Regions from separate parts of the Homo sapiens genome. Here region 2 is linked to region 1. A link is an interaction called in ENCODE POLR2A ChIA-PET data of the cell type or tissue named here. Cell type or tissue: MCF 10A. All regions are shown on one strand. Links, peaks and the distances in the headings refer to the core of each region. The heading gives the core; the rest is flanking DNA. Region 1 has its middle 380 kb from the start of SORCS1. Region 2 has its middle 370 kb from the start of LINC02624.

The links. Peaks named below come from ENCODE experiments on the same cell type or tissue, not always from the same donor. Only the 100,000 strongest peaks of a DNase experiment are listed, where the experiment ranks them.
Region 2: POLR2A ChIA-PET joins it to region 1 with 5 read pairs; 1 of 35 experiments calls an interaction of 5 or more read pairs at or near these places.

Annotation. Positions count from the first base shown.
Region 1 is chr10:107,543,833-107,549,216 of GRCh38, forward strand. No RefSeq gene overlaps it. Among named protein-coding and RNA genes, the nearest start is that of SORCS1, 380 kb to the left of the region's middle. In MCF 10A, for the core only: a CTCF peak has its summit at 1,451 (motif pointing right); a DNase peak (open chromatin) is centred at 2,609.
Region 2 is chr10:106,502,724-106,508,107 of GRCh38, forward strand. No RefSeq gene overlaps it. Among named protein-coding and RNA genes, the nearest start is that of LINC02624, 370 kb to the left of the region's middle. In MCF 10A, for the core only: no CTCF peak of the experiment used is centred there; DNase peaks (open chromatin) are centred at 2,008, 4,028 and 4,318.

The DNA.
Region 1 (5,384 bases), core at 154-5,153:
ATGAATCTTGGAATAATAGGAATGCCTAGTCAAAAAAGAGTAAAATTAAGCAGTATTTGAAAATAATTGTGACCTAATAATTTATCATAGGTTTCAGTATTTTTCTTCTTGCTTCACTTCAGTTAAACTGACATAAAAGAAACATTGTTTCTCAAATACCCAGGGACACTGGAAAAAGGTGTTTGAAGATAATAGTGTGTCAATTAAGGCAAAGCTGAAGGATCCAGTCCTTTCTCTGGGAATTGACTGGGCTATCTCTGCAGAGAACTGCCTGAAAAGTCACAACTAATGCCAAAGCCCTGTTGCTGTAAAGGAATTAACACAATTCCAAATCCCTGCTTGTCTGGAGCAACAGAATACAAGGTGCTCTCAAAAAGGCTCATCTGGATACCTCAGCATACAATATTTTATTTTTATTTTTTGAGACGGAGTTTCTCTTGCTCCCCAGGCTGGAGTTCAATGGCGCGATCTCAGCTCACGGCAACCTCCGCCTCCCGGGTGCGAGCGATTCTCCTGCCTCAGCCCCCTGAGTAGCTGGGATTACAGGCATGCACCACCACACCCAGTTAGTTTGGTCTTTTTAGTAGAGATGGGGTTTTGCTATGCTTGGTCAGGCTGGTCTCCAACTCCCGAAGCATACAATTTTTATCCTTTCCTTATTAAGTCAAGAATTTTCACCTTTTCACTTAAAGGAAGTGATGGCAGCGGCAGCCATTTGGAGTGTCCCCTGCAAAGATGCCAGCCACAGCAGGAGAGGCACAGCTAGGGTTGTGCACTCCACCCAGTGGGAGCCAGGAACAGGCAGGACATTCAGCCCCTACCGAGTTGGCGGGAAGGGAGCCCTGTGCTCCCAGGCACAGCTGCATATGTCCAGTTGCAACTCCGGACCCAGGCATCCCTGTGCTCTCAGGGGCCCAGGAAACTACCCCCCACAGCAGTCTTGGAAATGCCTGCACCCACTCCTGGCCTCTCCCTACTCCCAGTGCCTACTCCGACTTTGGAGCAATGTTGTGGCTGAGCCCGGGTGCTGTCACCACCCAGCTGGGTGTGTGCACACTCAGGGTGGTGCTGACATGCCAGGCCCCTGCCGCCTCAGCCCCCTCTGGACTTTGGGCACCGATGAGCGTGGGAGGGAGGCCAAGGGGCTGAGGGCAGCTCAGCGTGGGCCTGCAGGCCCCCTTGGAAAGAACAACCTGGGTCCAGTGAACCGCATGTTGATGGTGGGAGGCAGAAAGATTCCTGAGCTGAAAGGGCGGGTCTGGTGAAGCCCCACCTTCAAGCCAGGGATAGCCTGAAGCCTGGAGGCTGAGCTTCCAGTTCTGGGTGGAGTCTGCCTCACAGAGTGATAACTTATGGTGCTTTTTCTGCGCCTGCTGATGGCCACCCATGGACCAATCAGCACGCAAGTCCTCCCTCCTGAGTCCATAAAAACCCCCGGCTCTGCCAGAATCAGACAGATATTAGGACTACCAGCAGAGGGAGGGAGCTACCCACATCCAGTCTCCTCCATAGGACAACCTGTCTGCTGAAAGGGGCTACCCACTACAAGTCTCCTCTCTTCTGAAAGCTGGAGACTCCTCAGGATGATCTGCCCGTGGAAATGAGCTACCCACTTCAGGTATCCTGAGAGCTGTTCTGCCGCTCAGTGAAGCTCCTCTGTGCCTAGCTAGCTCTCCAGTTGTGTGTGCCTCCTTCTTCCTGGATGTGGGACAAGAACTTGGGACCTGCTGAATGGTGGGACTGAAAGAGCTGTAACACAAACAGGACTGAAACACTCCCCTGTCCAACTCACGCTGTGTGCGACAAGAAGAAGAGAAGACTTGTGGCTTTTCAGGGAACCCAGACCTAGGGGCTCCCCAAGCCAGGGATGTAACACTCTTTTGGGGGCTCTGTGGTTTCTGGCGTCTCCAAGCTTTTGGGTGCCACCGCATCTCCCCGTCCCGGACGCCTGTGCCTGCAGCAAGCCGCTTGCAGTACGTCTTGTCCAGCTGCAGCCTCACATGGAGCCGGCGCCTGTGCCAATGCCTAGAGCTGCCTGTCCCGCCACAGCAGCCAGGCAGCTCTAGGCACTGGCTGTGCCTGGCTGTGCGCAATGGCCGAACCCTGTACGCGCTCACCAGCATATTCCTTGCCGCTCTGCACCTGACTCGCCCTTGGTAGGCGTGGGATCCAGGCCAGTTACACAGACTGAGTGCAGCCTGCCAAGCTGAGTGGGCAGCAGGGGCCAGTGGGCACAAGCAACACTTAGGCAGAAGGTGCCACCAGCCACAGAGGTTTCCGGCTGGCAAAGTGACACCCCAAGGATCCTGTGACAGAGTGCTTTAGGGCTTCTCTTTGCCATATCCAAATTGCCAGCAACACTACTTTTGCGCTTTCGGGAATATCGCTGACTGAAATAAAATGAGAGTTTTATTAAAAAGGAAGAACAGTAGAGGAGATAATGGAAGTCAGTCAGCCATGTCTGCCACACCTATGATGGTCTCATGCAGATAAGCTAAAATTAAATAAAATAAGGTTCATTCTAACGCAAGTACTGCAATCCCATGACAGTTGATCAGATAATTGAGACAGCTGCTAAGTGACTAATGGGTGGGGAACAGAGACAGGATGGATAGGCTACACAAAGGTATGATTCACATCCTGGGTAGGAAAGAGCCAGAAGGCATGAAATTTCATCATGCTATTCAGAACAGAACACAATTTAAAATTTATGAATTGTTTATTTCTGTCCTGTTCTGTTTAATATTCTCAGAGCACTGTTGATTATGAGTAACTGAAATCTTGGAAAGTGAAAGCACAGATAAGGGGAGACTACTGTATATTTAAGGTATTCAACTTGATGCTATGAGATACATACATATAAAATAGTCACTTTAGTGGCACAATTTAACATATCTACATCTCACACAGTTACCTATTTTCTCCCCTGTGACAAAAGGAACTATAATCTACTCATTTAGCAAAAGTCCTGAACACAATACACTATTAACTCTAGTTCTCATGTTGTACATTCCAATTTTCCACCTGTTTATCCTACATATTTGCTACTTTGTATCCCTGGAGCTACATTACCGCATTTCACCCCCACCCTATCCTGACCCTGATCACCACTGTTTTATTTTCTATCTTTATATCATTTGATGTTTTTAAAAATAGAGTTTACATATAAGTGAGATCATATATTTTTCTTTTCGTGTCTGGCTTACTTCATTTAGCCCAATTAAAATTCGATTTGTATCAGTATCTTTAGAAAGCAACTCATCTGAGAAGTCTTCTCTTGCTTCCTTCCTGGGGGGTCCTGTTGCCCTTTCTTTGTGCTTTCGTAGTGGCACCATGACTCTCCTCTCAGCTGGTATCATGTTGCAGGGCAAACATCTGTCTGTCTCCTCTCACTGGATGATAAGATACTTGAAGGAAGGGATTGTATCTATTTTTTGGACCGTCAAAACCACGACTATAATACCTCAATAAGCATTTGCTCAATGAGTAAATGAGTATATGAATAAATTAGTGTTATTTGCTTCATGGCCTGGATTCCTCCATAGCAGAACCTTATCTGCATGAGACCAGCATAGGTGTGGCAGGTATGACTGATTGACTTCCCAATATCTCTTCTATTCTTCTTCCCTTTTAATTATATTTCAGTCAATGGTAGTGCCAACTAAAATATTCATTTTCTAGTTTTTTTTTTTTTTTTAAAAAACTAGAAAGTTTAAATGACAGTGCTTGCCAATGAATATAAGGAAATATGTGTTGGAAATTTTTGGAAATATGTTGCTTTTTTAACGCAAGCATTATCACTTCTTGTTGCTTCCCTCTTTTTTTCTGCCTATAATGCTGACACAGGGCAAGAAAAGAAGTCTTTCTGCAAGATGAGAGAGAGAAATCCATGTGCTAAGGTAGAGGGAGATAGAAGGAGCCTGGTTCTTTGAGCAGCCAGGATTACCTAGCCCTACATGATTAAAAATGGAGCAGCCAGGATTACCTAGCCCTCCTTTTGAACAAGCCATTATAATGGATTTCTTTTATATACAGCCTAATAAAATCCATAACTGATAGCACTTAAAAGATTGCTTGAACTAATTGCTTTGGATAGAACAAATGAATAGGTATATAACTATGGTAATGAGCAGGAAAGTTTCTGCTTTGGTCCCCAAACCTAATGCCTATAGGATTCGGGATCTATTTCTAGGTAAAAATGATGATTTTGTCTTGTACCTTGCTGGGATTCAGTGATCCTTTGTGTTAAGTTCTATAATGCAGAAATGCCCGTGGACTGCTATGCCAGATTCTTCTATGATAATACTCTCTCCAAGACTGTGTCTTTTAAACATGCACAAATTCATGCTCAATCCCATTTCTGACTTGAGATATAGATAATATGTGTAGAAGAAGGCAACATTGAACTAAAAATGAGAAGTTTTCTATTTCAGCCTTACTCTTTTGCCACCTGATGGTCAAGTTATATAATTTTTTAATGAGTTTAAAATCACGGCAGGGAAGCTGCAACCACCTGTCACCAAATTTCTACTGCAATTGTGACCAAAGCCTGAAATTAAAACTCTTTTGACTGTTTCCCCATTTACCCTTCCAAGTGCAGCCTACTGAGACTCATGGAATTAGCATCTTAAAGAAACCCACACATCCCTTCACACTCCTGAAAACCACTGCCAACCACCCCTGCTTTCTCACAATTGTTCTCCAGGACTGCCTGTCTATAGCTGTCACCATTATTCATGCAACGCCCCCACCGAGCAGAGATGGAGAGAGAGATTGAGTTTGCTCACCAGTAAGTTGAGCTGTAAACTCAGGAAAATTGGGCTTCGCAAGGATGGAGAGCCTAGAGCTTTGACAGGCTGTGCTTCTGAGGAGACATGGAGTAAACCGCATTCTCTTTATTCATCACTTAGTGAAAGAAAGAAACACCCTTTGTGAAGTTGTCTCCACAGAGGTATAGCACCTATGGCCACTTTTCCTTGGGGACCTTTAGAAACAAACAAACAAGGCTGCTTCCCCGTCACTGTGTAGAGAGTTCATGCTTTTAATCACAAGGCATATGTAGGTGATAAGCTCTCAATGGTAAATGTCTCAAAAATTATATCTGTAGACCAGATGTTTGTCACAGCTACTGACCCTTAAGATGTAGGCAAGATTGCCTTAAGTGTAGGACACACATGATTTCATGGCCTTTGGGAGTCCACAGCTCTCCCAAAAGATTTCTGTGAATTTCCATGTGGGTTTCAGCTTCCTTGATTTCCCCTGCTTTGGGGGGCTGGTAATTTTTCTCTTTTTTCTTGAATTCTGATCCAGAACAAAGCTTAGTCCTTTAATGCTTTACTCATCAATACCCCAACTGCATACTTAATTCACTCATTTTACATCAG
Region 2 (5,384 bases), core at 111-5,110, 1.0 Mb before region 1:
TAGCTTTCTGGTTCTTTAATTCTGGTCTCATTACATTATGCTAATCCTCATCTTGCTGAATTTGTTGCCTATTAGACCACATGCTGAAATAATCAAAATCCCTCTGTGTTAGAGTCACGATCTTTTTATCTCTCTCTTGGCTGAATGCCTCCTAGATCATTTCAGGATGCAGATCTTTCCAGTGACTAGAAGTCTCTCTTCCCATCCCAGCCTCTTCTATATCAAATACCATAAGAATGGCAGTGAGCTGTTTGAAAATTTGATGCCTTTGATTATTTAAAAGAGACCTGTTCTCAAAGTTCCCTTTATTTCGAAGAGGAGACAAAGTTTGTTTCAGTCTGGAAATGGATTTAAAGTTGTCTCAATTCTATGTCCAGGGAAAATGGCCTATGTTATAAAAGCAGATCCATATGTTTCTATATATGGTAATTTCACTGGAAGTTTCCTTTTTTTAAAATCATAGATAAATGACAACATGCCATGGCTTGCTTTCTATGTTTATTTTTATTTATTTTCTTTTCTTTTTTCTTTTTTTTTTTTTAATTGAGACAGAATCTCACTCTGTTGCCCAAGCTGGCTGGAGTACATGGGCACAATCTTGGCTCACTGCAACCTCCGCCTCCCAGATTCAAGCGATTCTCCTGCCTCAGCCTCCCCAGTAGCTGGGATTACAGGCATGTGCCACCACACTCAGCTAATTTTTGTATTTTTAGTAGAGACAAGGTTTCACCATGTTGGCCAGGCTGGTCTTGAACTCCTGGCCTCAGATGATCCACCCATAGTGGCCTCCCAAAGTGCTGGGATTACAGGTGTGAGCCAACATGTCCAGCCTCTTTCTATTTTTAGAAGGAGGAATGAAAGCTATCCTTTCTTTTCTTTGAAAAGCAATACTAAAAATATTTCAAATGCTTTGACACTTAGAAGAAAAGTAGAGAAAATGGTATTGCATATTTAAATATTATTAAACAATGAACATTTATTGTCATGTATAAGCTGCAAGATGGAGGGAGGAGTAAAAAAAGAGTAAGGTGACTTAACACTGTCGTACCTTCAATGGCACTAATGATCTCATGGGAGAAAAAGAGAAAAACTTAAGAAACAGCATAGAGGTCCTTTTGAAAAACCTAAGAATTTTTAAAAATTCTTTGGGTTAAGTAATGAAAGGCAAGGGCAAGTAGCTTGTGAACAATCTCCTGAGCAATGTTGTTCTGTGTGTTTACTGGGCTCCCAAGCCTGAAATTATCTTCCCTCTATACCACCTAAATGTGTTCACTTATCCTCAAGCCATCTGAAATCACATTAATTAAACAAATTGTGTTAAATAAAAATGGTTCTTAAAAAATAAAAATGCTATTGGGAGTGTTATCATTCTATCAGTACCTCTGAATCCTGTGTGAATTATTCAGTTTGCATTTATTTGACAAATAGATAAGACCAGAAGTACCAAGGAGATGGGACAGGAAAGGAGGGTGTACTCTTGGGGCATGAGACATGGTGGGGTGGAAGATAGGCAAGAGTGGGCCATCACAGTGGGAGGTTTAGGAACATATAAAAGCCTAGATGACAAGTAGAAGGTAAGAGAAGTAGAGAGACAAAAGAGGCTCCCAAAATAAATCTTCTTCTTCAGTTTGCCTAGAGTCAGCCATCTCCTCTAGAATGGGGAAGAAATGGTGCTACCTTCTATTTAGATCCTCACCCCTTTTTGTTCTTTCTTTTTTTTTCTTTTCCTCTTATCTTTCACTTTCACTTCATCTTCTCCTCTTACTCTTTCTCTTCTCTCCATCTTTTGATTCTGTGCTTCAAAAATTCAACCACCACACCAGTATTATATATATTCAGTTGCATTACATGTTAAATCAGTTTGGGGATCCTGGTCTGACAAAGGAATTATCATTCTAAAAGAAATGTGTTAAGAATTTGCAACAACCAAATTACGCCACATTTTGGAACAAAAACAATGTGTAAATCAGGTCCAGAATACCATCGGCACGCTAAGGCATGGATTACATAGCTTCTGGTTATACTGATCCTTACTGATTTCCCAAGCATAGCCAACTCTGGGTGGCATGGGCCTGCTTCCAGCTCAGATTCGTGACAAACGTGCTGGGAAATGATAGAAACACAGAAGATAAAACACACTTTTTTTCCCTTCCCCAAAATTACCACTTTTTTTTTTTTTTTTTTTTTTTTTTGAGACACGTTCCACTCTGTCACTTAGGCTGGAGTGCAGTGATACCATCTCAGCTCACTGTAGCCTCAACCTCCTGGGCTCAAGGGATCTTGCCACCTCAGCCTCCCGAGTAGCTGGGACTACAGGTGTGTGCCACCATGCTCAGCTAATTTTTAAATTTTTTATAGAGATGGGGGTCTTACTATGTTGCCCATGTTGGTCTTGAACCCCTGGGCTCAAGCAATTCTTCCACATTGGCCTTGCAAAGTGCTGGGCTTACAGCCTGAGCCACTGCCCCCAGCCTGCCACAGCTTTGACTGTGCTCCTGTTGGTTATATCCATTCAGAAATAATCTCGTTAGTATCACTGTATCATAAATGCTTCCTTGCTTTCATTTTATTGAATATTTTTGGAATCCATCCAAGATACTTTCTATTCTTGATCACTTCATTAAAACCATGAAAGAATATGTTCAGGGTTTAATGTTGTGTCCTGATATTTTTCTGTATGAATCTTATATCCCCAAAGTCTGACCAGAGTTGATAGAAATAGATCTTTCCCTTACAGGGAAGGAAATTTTAGTGGAATAGGTCTTCCTTTCTGAATGTAACATTTTCACATAGTGTTTGTTAATTCATGGATGTATAGCTATTCTTGAGTTTACCATGCGATGTTGGTTAAATCATAACTGAAGTCTATTCTCTAGTTTACCAAGGGTCAAAGCCTATTTCATTTAAGCCACACTTGTACTCATTATATACGGCAAGGTATAAAAAGCCAAAAACTACAGAGTACAGAAATGTTCTATACACTCATGGACTGATAGATAATTATGGGTGTGGTTCCCTTTAGTAGAGCTACCATCTCCATTACAGATCCACCATTAGGCCAAATTCCGATATCCGTAGCATGTTTTCTCTCATCCTCATTCAGTCTTTCCTACTGCCATTGTGTTTCTATCTACAATTGCAGAGAAAGTCCATCTAAATTCATGATTTCATTTGGGTCACTTATAATTGCCTATTTTGATTCCCATGAGAACCTGGCATTAAATGGTTAAACAGTAGACAAAAGGTGGCATTACTCGGAAGAGGCCTTAAAACACAAGAATATAATACAACTATGTCTGTAATTTAGTAAATATAGTCAATATGGTAAATTTTAGTGTTGAATTAACATATGAAACAAAATAAATGTACCACCATATAAGAATAAAATCAGTCCTCCAGAGAGCTAGCAGATGGTTAAGCTTGGATTTAGAGGTCTAAGAATTGTCTTGTTACTTCTATAACCTTCATGATACCCTCTTACCTTCTCATCTAGGTGTGTAACATGCATCCCACCCAAAACATGTGCTTGCAAATAATGCTTTAGAGAGTAACATGAACTTAGACAAGCCTATGGACCATCTGAATTCAGAATCTGCTTTTACCTGTGGCCACAGAGGTCTATTTACCTCCAATCTCTAGCAGTCTACTAGACTTAACTGATCCCATAAAGCTGTACCAAAATTCTTCCAACTCTTCAAATGCAAAAAAAAAAAAAAAAAAAAAAAAAACAGCCTTCTGTTTTTGGAGTTCTACCTCTGGCAGTTTCTTCCTACTTCACTCTCACGAATTCAGGGCACAGTAAATGTCTCTTACCAGGCTAGCTCAGCTTCTATGATATACTCTCATAGTATGCTAGTATGCTCTTTGTTTCTCTGTTAACACCCACACACACTGTAATAAACTCAGTTTGTGTAATAGTACAATGAGTTTAGAGATGAGATGATACAAGGTTGGCATCTAGAATGAAACAACTTCCCTCAGAGGTCCTCAGAATTCCCTGGGAGTGGCAGCCTCTCAAGCAGCACTGTCTTGGTACATTCTGTGGCCATTGCGAAATTCCCCAAACATTCTGTAACAAAGGTTATAAAGATGGTCCTTGATTGGCAGGTGTCGAGGGAGAACTTTGCAAAAGAATTTTATGCAAAATTGGAGTTGAGTTCCAGGGTAGACTGGGTACGGACCTCATCCTCACTGGTTAGAAACAATGGAAAACCCCACATGGAAAGTCGCTGGTTTAACAGCATTGAGGCAGGTTGGATCCCAGGGCCAGAAGAGGAAAGTGATTAAAATAAGATAGGAGATGGTGTTTCACCATTTCCTTACTCAGACTCTATTTGTATCACCTAAAATTCCTCGGATATGCGCTTCCTGGGGAAGTGACTCATTCCTTCTCATGACTGCTTCATGCAGAACACATAATATCTTAGGTAAAGGTAGTAAATACATTTTTAGGTCTGTCACAAAGGGCTGCCATTTTTGCCCTCTGTCACATCTGGTATCATCTCCTAGGTACCAAATTAATTGTTTTTGTTCTCATTTTTTAGGAATTTACTGGCCACTAAATAATCATGTCAACCAGCCTGTTTTTGACTGGAGGCTTAGGGAAACACTGTGCTGGGAGGAAACAGTCCCAAACTCCTTTCGCTGTAATTTCAATCTTGTTCTTGTTTTATGTGGCTTTCCCTTGATTGTTAGATACACATATTTCTGGTAGGATCTTTTTCTTCTTCCTTTCTTCTCTACTGCTATTCCAAGGACTTAAATTTCCAGTCAAGTACCTCCTAACCCCACATTTCTTTATAGATTAATCTTACAGTATAATCACACATTTTTAAGGAATCCTTTCTACTAAATAATAACTAACATTTGTTGAACTTTTACTATAGACTTGGCACCATTTTAGGCACTTTACATGTATTCGCTCTTTTGATCTGTATAGTAACTCTGTGGAGAAAGGTACTCTGCATGCTCTATAAATGAAGCAATTGAGACACAAACACAGCTAGTAAATGACAGACTGGGATTCAAAGCCACAGAGTCTAGCTTCAGAGCCCAAATTCTTAGCTACATCATTTTAATACGATTCAAGTGTCATCAATGGGGTTAAATATATGCCAGCCCCATCACAAGATACAGCAAAATAATAGCAAGCACTTCACACAAAGCTAAGATCCAGATTAAAAGTTTGTGTTGAAATCACTAAATTAGCAATTTCAACTTCTGAAACATAAATTGGATTGTAATAGATATCAATGGGAGGTCTTTGTTTAATCTGGGAAAATAATTATAGTCACCAATGGTATGGCACCTGCTATAAATAGGAAAAAGCAGTGGCACAGATCTACTGATGACTGGTACTATCGTATCTACTTTGGGAGATATGG